Regions from separate parts of the Homo sapiens genome. Here region 2 is linked to region 1. A link is an interaction called in ENCODE POLR2A ChIA-PET data of the cell type or tissue named here. Cell type or tissue: A673. All regions are shown on one strand.

Region 1 (5,000 bases):
CGACAACAACCCTTCAAAGGCAGGCCCAGGGCTTGGCTCCCCTAGCCAAGCTGCTCATAAACCAGCTGAGCGAATGAAAGCACTTTCTTTTTGCACGTGAGACAACCAAGGCTCAGAGAGGGTAAGCACCTTGCCCAAGGTCCTACAGCCCCTCACTGGCAGAGATGGCCAAGTTTCTATTAATACAAGTGCTCCAGTGACACAGGCCTCCAGATGGGACGCTGTTTTTTGAGAACCTTTGTCATCCTGCCCCTCCCCTCTTTAATCTTCACAGCCTCTATCAGGAATCCCCCTCTCAACAGATGCACCGAGCTGACTTCGAGCTTTTCCCTGTGCAGCAGCCAGTGCCTGGGATGTCTCCCTCCTCTCCTCACCTCCATCGACTGTATTTAATGCCACTGAAGTGCATACTTACAAACGGTTAAATTGACAATCATTAAGTATTATGTTAGCTATATAATTTCTTTTGTTTTTTTTTTCTTGAGATGGAGTCTCGCTCTGTCGCCCAGGCTGCAGTGCAGTGGTGCTATCTCGGCTCAATGCAACCTCTGCCTCCCATTCAAGCGATTGTCCTGCCTCAGCCTCCTGAGTAGCTGGGATTACAGGCGTGAGCCACCACGCCTGGCCTGTAATTTTCAAAAACGACAAAGACGCTAACAGGCAAACCTTGGCGGGGGACCCGGAGGCAGTGGTACTCACCCAGGCGAGCCTCTGGTCTCTGTTCAGAACCAGACCTGGAGGCGGAAGCACAAAGACAGCAGCGTCAATGCTGTCCATCAGGGTCAGGGGACGCTCCGTGACTTTGCTGGAACCCTCCAGGCCTTTGCAGCCAGGGCCCATTTCTCCCACCTGCCCCCGACGTCCTCAGCTGCCCAGGACTCCCTGTCCTGGGGTCCAGCTGGAGCAGGGCTAGACCACAGCCACCTGGCCACAGACCTGTCAGCCCACATGGGCCCTCACCGGCCACCCCAAAGGGCCGGTGCAGAATGAGGGCGGGAGCTTAGGCTAATAGCCTCGTGGACGGTGGAGCTCTAGTCTCTGAGAAACTCATTCATTCCTTTAGTCACTAGGAAGAAGCAAATAAGTACCAATGGTGTCACTGGTTGTGGTGAGCTGAGATCGTGCCACTGCACTCCAGCCTAGGCGACAGAGCAAGACTCTGTCTCAAAAAATCAAACAAAAACCACTAAAAAACCATACATATATGATATACCAACAAGATTTTCTTGGTGGGGGGCCTAAACCACCTGATTCTCAAGTTCACGTGGAAAAATTACACAGGTAAGAATAGCAGGAGGTCAGGCACCTGTAATTCCAGCACTTTGGGAGGCCGAAGTGGGAGGATCACTTGAGACCAGCGTGGGCAATGGAGCAGGACCCCATCTCTACACAAAAAAACTAAAAAATTAGCCAAGGCCAGGCATGGTGGCTCAAGCCTGTAATCCCAGCACTTTGGGAGGCCGAGGCAGGCGAATCACGAGGTCAGGAGTTCAAGACCAGCCTGGGCAATATGGTTAAACCTGGTCTCTACTAAAAATACAAAAATTAGCTGGGCGTAGTGGCAGGTGCCTGTAATCCCAGTTACTCGGGAGGCTGAGGCAGGAGAATCGCTTAAACCCGGGAGGCAGAGGTTGCAGTGAGCCGAGATCGAGCCACTGCATTCCAGCCCAGGTGACAGAGTGAGACTCCGTCTCAAAAAAAAAAAAAAGATGTGAGGGTGATCTGGCTGCGACATCTGTCACCCCATTGATCGCCAGGGTTGATTCAGCTGATCTGGCGGCTAGGCGGGTGTCCCCTCCCTTCCTTACCGCTCCATGTGCGTCCCTCCCGAAACTGTGCACTCGGTCGAAGAGGACGACCATCCCCGATAGAGGAGGACCGGTCTTCGGTCAAGGGTATACGAGTAGCTGCGCTCCCCTGCTAGAACCTCCAAACAAGCTCTCAAGGTCCATTTGTAGGAGAACGTAGCGTAGTCATCCCATCACCCTTTGCTCTCTTTTCGGACTCGGCCCGCCTGCACCCAGGTGAAATAAATGGCCTTGTTGCGTGTACACACACACACACACACACGCGCGCGCCGAGCATGGTGGCACACTCCTGTAGTCCCAGCTACTGGGAAGACTCAAGTGGAAGGGTTCTTTGAGCCCAGGAGGCAGAGGCTGCAGTGAGCCGAGATCCTGCCACTGCAATCCAGTCTGGCCAACACAGCAAGACCCTGTCTCAAAAAGGAAAAGAAAAAAGACTAGTAGAAAAACTCTGTAAAAGAGCCATGAAGGGAGACGGTCCCGTCAGATGCGAAAATCCTCAGGCCGGGTGCGGTGGCTCACACCTGAAATCCCAATACTTTGGGAGGCCAAGACAGGTGGATCACCTGAGGTCAGGAGTTCGAGACCAGCCTGGCCAACATGGTGAACCCCATCTCTACTAAAAATACAAAAATTAGCCAGGCATGGTGGTGGGCACCTGTAATCCCAGCTACTTGGCAGACTGAGGCAGGAGAATTACTTGAACCCAGGAGGTGGAGGTTGCGGTGAGCCGAGATTGTGCCATTATACTCCAGCTTGGACGACAAAAGCAAGACCCCGTCTCAAAAAAAAAGAAAAAAAAAAATCCTGTGTCGGGCCTCAGTTTAAAATGTGTGGTACAGTAAGATCATAGACAGGCAGTCAGAGACAGACCCAAGTACAGATGGGCATTCACTGTCTGACCAAGGCAGCCCCTTACATGAACAGGGTAAAGATAGACTTGTCTAAAAATGGCATTAGGCACCTGAGGAGCCATCTGGAAAAAGATGAAGTCAGATGCAAACCTCACTTTGTATACTAGATAAGGATCCAATGTAGTAAATATTTAAATGCTAGTGCTAGACCCAAAATAATATTAGTGTCAAGCATGACCTTTTAACTATGACTCAAATTCCAGAAGCCATACAAAAGACATGTTTTTTCTTGTCTTTTTTTTTTCTGAGACGAAGTTTCACTCTTGTTGCCCAGGCTAGAGTGCAATGGTATGATCTCAGCTCACTGCAACCTCCACCTCCCGGTTCAAGCGATTCTCTTGCCTCAGCCTCCCCAGTAGCTGGGATTACAGGCATGCGCCATCACGCCCAACTACTTTTGTATTTTTAGTAGAGACGGGGTTTCTCCATGTTGGTCAGGGTGGTCTCGAACTCCCAACATCAGGTGATTCACCCACCTCAGCCTCCCAAAGCGCTGGGATTACAGGCATGAGCCACTGTGCCTGGTCTAGAAATCTGTATTTTTACATAAAATCTTTCTATTTAAAATAATAGCCCTTCTGCTCTGGTCCTTGGGCCCTTCCTCCAAAAAATAAAAAGAGTATAATAAAAAATAAAATGTGGGCAATCTATTCAAAATTCCCCCCATGCCAAATGTTTTTGATTAAACTGCACAAGTTAAACAAATTATTATCTGCAACCTGTATGCAGTCCAGCTTATGAGAAAGATTTGAGCCTCCCCCACAGCACGGGGCTTCAGGGGCCAGATATTTTTGTTTTGTTTTTAAGACAGGGTTGGCTGGGCATGGTGACTCACACCTGTAATCCTACCATTTTGGGAGGTCGAGTCAGTAGGATCGCTTGAGTTCAGGAGTTCGAGACCAGCCTGGGCAACATGGCGAAACTCCATCTCTACAAAAAAATACAAAAATTAGCCAGGTGTGGTCTGCACACTTGTGGTCCCAGCTACTCAAGAGGCTGAGGTAGGAGGATCGCCTGAGCCCATGAGGCCAAGGCTGCAGTGAGCCATGGTCACGCCACTGCATTCCAGCCTGAGTGACAGAGCAAGACCCTGTTGAAAACAACAACAACAACAAAAAAAAAAAAAAAGAAAAAAAGAAAAAGCCAGGGTCTTGCTAGAGTGCAGTGGCACAATCAAGGTTCAATGCAGCCTCCGACTCCTGAGCTCATGTGAGTCTCCCACTTCAGCCTCCTAAGTAGCTGGGACCACAGGTGTGCCACCATGCCGTTTATTTTTGAATTTTTTGTAGAGATGGGGGTGTCTCCCTATATTGCCCAGGCTGGTCTTGAACTCCTGGCCTCAAACAGTCCTCCCACCTGGACTCCCAAAGTGCTGGGATTACAGGCATGTGTGAATACGCTTGGCCAGGGGCCAGACTGACACAGACTGTCCCTCTGTCCTTAGGGCACCCCAGGCAGAGTGGGCCCCTCCCTCCTTCATGGGAACACCTCAAGATGGTTTCCAGAAAGCCAGTATTGTGGGGCTTAAACTTAGATGAGAAGATAAAGAGCTCATCTCTGCTGCTCTCTCCCCATCCTGCACCACCAGCTCACACCTCCAGGCCTGTCCTGCCAGCTCCTTTCTCCTCCTGGAGTCCGTAGGAGCAGCTCCCGTACCTTCACTGCTTTGCTCAAAAGTCACCTTCTCATGAGGCCCACCCAGACCTTCCTATTCAAAAGAGGAAGTGGAGCTGCAGCCTCTCCAACAATGCTCGCTGCCCTCCCCACTCTGCGTCCTCCACGAGCCCTCCCCTTCTCACGCACTCTGTAACCCACCCAGAGAACCTCACACACAAGCCAACGGGCTCCTGAGGCTCCCAGCAGCCAGAGAGGTGGGAACAGATACTCCCTCACAGCCCTCAGAAGGAACCAGCCCTGCCGAGGCCTTGACCTTGGACCCTGAACTCCGGAACTGTGGGGGAATGTGTCTTGGTTGTTTAAGCTCCAGATTCTGGAGGAATCAGGTTGGATGATGGGGGCAGGGAAGGGAAGTTATCCCAGTTCAGAATAGAATGTGAACTCTCAGGGGCCCTGGGGTTGGAGGGAAGCATTTGGGAGGAACCTACATTGTCCTTGAGGCACTGGGTGGGGGGTTCTGGCTGGGTACTGTCTTCTTTTAGGTTAATGCTGGGTCCCAAAAGGCCACAACTGCTGCAGAGGGCTTGTCTGCACACAACGTTCCAGCCAGCTGACCACTTCCCCCAGACCCAGGGTTCACCTCTTTCTCAGCCCTCCCTCTTGC
Region 2 (5,000 bases), 190 kb after region 1:
CTCCCTGCCCTGAGGACCTGCACCCTATTCTTTGCCTGAGGAATTCCTGCTCAAATGCTACCTCCAGCTGGGCACAGTGGCTCACGCCTACAATCCCACCACTTTGGGAGGCCAAGGCAGGCAGATCACCTCACGTCAGGAGTCGGAGACCAGCCTAGCCAACATGGCAAAACCCCATCTCTACTAAAAATACAAAAATTAGCCGGGTGTGGTGGCACATACCACAGATATCAGCCACAGAGTAAAACTCCATCTCAAAAAAAAAAAAAAATGCTACCTCCACTGTGAAGTCTTCCTTAAAGCCCCCTCCCACACCAAGCAGTTTACTGAATCCTCTCATTTCTTTGACCTCTTCAAACTGAATCAGTTCACACACATCCATCTCCCCCCAGAATTCCCGTGTTTCCCAAGCATGGCAAACACCTCATTTGTCTCTCTTTGTCTGTGCCTGACTCACAGTAGGGGCTTAGGAGCTGTTTGTTCAAAAAATAAAGGAGTCTTTTCCTTTGCTGTTGATTCAACACCTGTTCTTAGTGAAAAAGGGATAATTTTTTTTTTTATTTCCAGGAAGTGATCTTTAATTAGTATATGACCCATTTTACATATGTGAAAATTGAGGCAGACTGTTGCTGCACCCACAACACCAGGAGAAGCAAGGCAATAAGAAGTGCAGGCTCTGGAAGGCCGGCAGCCTCCGCCTAATGGGGAGGGCGGGGAGGCTCTGTGCTGAGCTGTTGGAGGCGAGGCCAGGCACAGGGGAAAGGCCGACATCCCCCTCCCCCACCTCCTTTCAATTCCTGGCTGCCAAGGCTGTCAAGAGGCTCTGAGGACACGTGCCTGCGTCAGGGGCCATGAGCCCTGTTAGGGTGGTTCTGCTAATTGATCCCAGAAGCCCTTGTGACTGCCAGGGGATGCCTCAGCGGACTCAGCAATGTCCTGACCGCTACCTCTCGCCTCACCAGATGGCCTCCCTCCTGCCTCAGCTGCCTCTAGGCCAGGCCACATGTCCCTGATCATTCAGGGCCTGAGACTCCCCCAAGTAGCCAGCAGAACAGAGCCCGGCCAGGGGTGGTGGCGGGGGTGTGTGGGGAGCACTGGAGAAGCTCCTTTTTTTCTGTGTCTCTCTGGCTGATTGGATGGTTTTCCAAAAAGAAAAATTTTAATGTGTTTTCGGTTTGGTTTTTTTTTTTTTTTTTTTTTTTTGAGACAGGGTCTCACTCTGTCATCCAGGCTGGAGTGCAGTGGTGCGATCACAGCTCACTGCAGCCTCAACCTCTGTGCTCCAGCGGTCCTCTACCTCAGCCTCCGGAGTAGCTGGCACTACAGGTGCGCACCATCACACCTGGCTAATTTTTTGTATTTTTCATAGAGACCGGGTTTTGCCGTGTTGCCCAGGCTGGTCTCAAACTCCTGAGCTCAAGCGATCCTGCCACCTTGGCCTCCCAAATGCTGGGATTACCGGCATAAGCCATTGCTGCTTAGCCAGCACTCAGCCTCAAATGCCCCCACAACTTCCTCCAGCAGCCCCACAATCTCCTGCCCCTTATGGGTGGGGAACCCTGGCATGTCATGTGACGGGGGTGGAGTCAGGAGAGCTGCTGTCCTTCCTGACCCATTGGGACAAGTCTGTGCAGCTGAGTCCCAGGGATAAGGGTAGGACCCACAGCCAAGTGACCAGTTCCAGAAATAGAGATGGTCATTGTGGTGCTCAAGGCACCCCTGCCTTCTTCCTGGGTTCAAGCCTGGAGCTCAAGATTGGAGTTCAAGGTTGCAGAGAGCTTTAGAACTGCTAATGGGGGCCAGGCGCAGTGGCCCACGCCTGGCCAACATGGGTGAAACCCTATCGCAACTAAAAATACAAAAATTATCCAGACAGCCGGGCACGGTGGCTCACGCCTGTAATCCTAGCACTTTGGGAGGCCAAGGCAGGTGGATCATCGAGGTCAGGAGTTCGAGACCAGCCTGGCCAACATGGTGAAACCATATCTCTACTAAAAATATAAAAATTAGCTGGGCGTGATGGTGGGCGCCTATAATCCCAGCTACTCAGGAGGCTGAGGCAGGAGAATTGCTTGAACCCAGGAGACTGAGGTTGCAGTGAGCCGACAGGGTGCCACTGCCCTCCAGCCTGGGCGACAGAGTGAGACTCTGTCTCAAAAAAAAAAAAAAAAAAAAAGAACTGCTGGCCGGGCACGGTGGCTCACACCTGTAATCAGCACTTTGGGAGGCCAAGGTGGGCGGATCATGAGGTCAGGAGATCGAGACCATCCTGGCTAACACGGTGAAACCCCACCTCTACTAAAAATACAAAAAATTAGCCGGGCGTGGTGACGGGTCCGTGTAGTTCCAGCTACTTGGGAGGCTGAGGCAGGAGAGTGGCGTGAACCCGGGAGACAGAGCTTGCAGTGAGCCGAGATAGCGCCATTGCACTCCAGCCTGGGCGACAGAGCAAGACTCTGTCTCAAAAAAAAAAAAAAAAAAAAGAACTGCTAATGGGTATGGGGATTTTTTATGAGGTAATGGAAATGTTCTGGAATGCGACAGCAGTGATGGTTACGCAACCTCTTGAATATGCTAAAATCCATTGAATTGTACACTTTAAAAGGGTAAATTTATAATATGTGAATTGCATTTCAATAACACAAAACAAAAATAAACCAAAAAAAATTGCCCTACTTAAACACTTTCTGTTGTCCCCTGTTCATTACCCTTAGGACAGAGCACACACACACTTCCCTGGGACGTGGTTCAGCTTCTTCCTCCACCCAGCCTGCCCTGCCCGTACCCTTTCCTGCCCTTCCTCCTTTCCTCCTACAGAAGGGCCCTGCTGGGGCCTCTTTCAAGGTCCAGGCTCTGGCGCATGAAACTCCCTCTACCTGTCAGATGGTTAAATGCCTATTCAGTTTTTATCTGTGGCAATAAGTAGGCATTGATCTCATTTCACAGATGAGGAAACTGAGCCTTAAAAAGATATAACAACTCGCCCAAAGTCACCTAGCTGGCAGATGGTGCAGTTGAGATTCAGGCCCCAGCAGTGGCTTCAGAATCCATGATCTGAACCACTTTGGTTGGTGGCTTTCTGTGGTAGCCTGAAGAATCCCACCCTCGCCAAGATATCCACATCCTAATCCTGGAACCTGTGAATGTTACCTTATATGACAAAGGCGCCGCAGATGTGATTAAGGATCTGGAGATGAGGAGGTTATCCTGGATCATTACAATCACAAACGCCCTTATAAAGGGGGATGCAGAGGGAGATTACAGACCAAAGGCAGAAGGTGGTGTGATGATGGAAGCAGAGAAAGAGGTCTGAAGATGGTACGCCGCTGGTTTTGAACATGGAAGAAGAGGCCACAGCCGGGGAACAGAGCCCCAGAAGCAGGAGAGGGCAAGGAAACGGATACTCCTCAAAGCTTCTGGAGGGAACGTGGCCCTGTGAACACCCTGGTTTCTGCCTGTTGAAACTGATTCTGAATTTCCGGTCTTGAGAACTGTAAGAAAATAAATGTGTGTCGTGTTGTGGGTTTTTAAAAAATAATTTTTTTCTTTCTTTTTTCTCCCGGCTTTTCAATAGGGATAACGTGTGTTGTTTTAAGTCACCAGGTTTGTGGTGATTAGTTACAGCAGCCATAGAAAATGAAGACACTGGCCAGGCTCACGCCTGTAATCCCAGCACTTTGGGAGGCTGAGGGCAGGTGGATCACCTGAAGTCAGGAGTTTGAGACCAGCCTGGCCAACATGGCGAAACCTGTCTCTACTAAAAATAGAAAAATTAGCTGGGTGTAGTGGTGCATGCCTGTAGTCCCAGTACTCAGGAGGCTGAGGCAGGAGAATCGCTTGAACCTGGGAGATGGCGGTTGCAATGAGCCAAGATTGCGCCATTGCACTCCAGCCTGGGCGACAGAGCAAGACTCCGTCTCAAGGAAAAAAAAAGAAAAGAAAATGAAGACACTTTCCCTCCTAGAAGAGCCTATTCTGCCTCCCAGGCTGGGCCCCTCTCTGAGAGGCTCTTCTGCCCCGAGGTCAGTGGCCCACCCTGTTTTGTGCTCCTTGGGGATGCTTCCTATGACCTCTGACCCTGGAGCTTGCCTCGGTCATGACCTCCATGCTCACCCTGACCTTGGGCCTCTTCTACGGCTCCCAGCACTGACTTCACCAGGCTGGAGTCATCTTCCAGTTGTTCAGGGGCAGGCACCAGCTCTGGGGCAGTGTGGAAGAGGAAAGTGAGGCTTGGAGGGGGGCACTGAATGCTCAAGATCACTCAGCTGGCAAGAGGCAGAGCCGCTGAATGTGTGGCCATGAGATGACCAGGGCACCCAAGCCGAAGGGCTCGTGAGGAAAGAGGCCACACTGGCTGCCCACTGCCCCTAGGTTCCAATCCCGGCACCCATCTGGGCCCACATAGAATTGGACCATTCCTGGTGGGCTTGGCTTTAGGAAAACCTGATAGCAAATTCCAAACCAATAAGAGCAAATAAATGAGGGGTGATTACCGACAATAAGAGAGGATACACTGCAGGGTGCCTCCAAATCGCATCTCCTCCAGTACGTTTTAAGTGCTTTATAGGTCATTAACTACTTGACAGAGAGAGCCTGACACTTAAAGCAAAGAATTTGGTACCTCTGCCAGGGAAAATCAATCAGAAATGAAGCTAGAGCATCAGAGGCGTTAAGATTTACTGGGTAGGCCAACGGGATTCAATTGACGCAGAATTTTAAGACCCTCTCCACTGTGTAAAGTAAGGCACACTGGTATTTGAAGCCATTTATAAATCCCAAACTAGAATTTAGAAACACTTAACCTCTCCCCTGCCATTTTTGTGTGTGTGTGGATGTTAATGAAATATTTCGAAGACATGGAAAAGTACAGAGATAAGCTTAAGCATCTAAGTCCCCCATCTGACTCTGTCAAATGAAATATTGCAGCTATGTGCAGCTATGATTGAAGCACCCACTATTTTTTTTTTTTTTTTTTTTGAGATGGAGTCTCTGTCTGTCGC

The links. Peaks named below come from ENCODE experiments on the same cell type or tissue, not always from the same donor. Only the 100,000 strongest peaks of a DNase experiment are listed, where the experiment ranks them.
Region 2: POLR2A ChIA-PET joins it to region 1 with 7 read pairs; 4 of 35 experiments call an interaction of 5 or more read pairs at or near these places.

The regions. Positions count from the first base shown.
Region 1 is chr22:42,562,038-42,567,037 of GRCh38, reverse strand. SERHL2 (serine hydrolase like 2) reads right to left here. Exons shown (of 12, transcript NM_014509.5): 9 at 700-734. It also overlaps the pseudogene RN7SKP80. Among named protein-coding and RNA genes, the nearest start is that of SERHL2, 11 kb to the right of the region's middle. In A673, no CTCF peak of the experiment used is centred here; no DNase peak of the experiment used is centred here.
Region 2 is chr22:42,372,742-42,377,741 of GRCh38, reverse strand. No RefSeq gene overlaps it. Among named protein-coding and RNA genes, the nearest start is that of LINC01315, 6.0 kb to the right of the region's middle. In A673, a CTCF peak has its summit at 2,884; DNase peaks (open chromatin) are centred at 2,551, 2,801 and 4,541.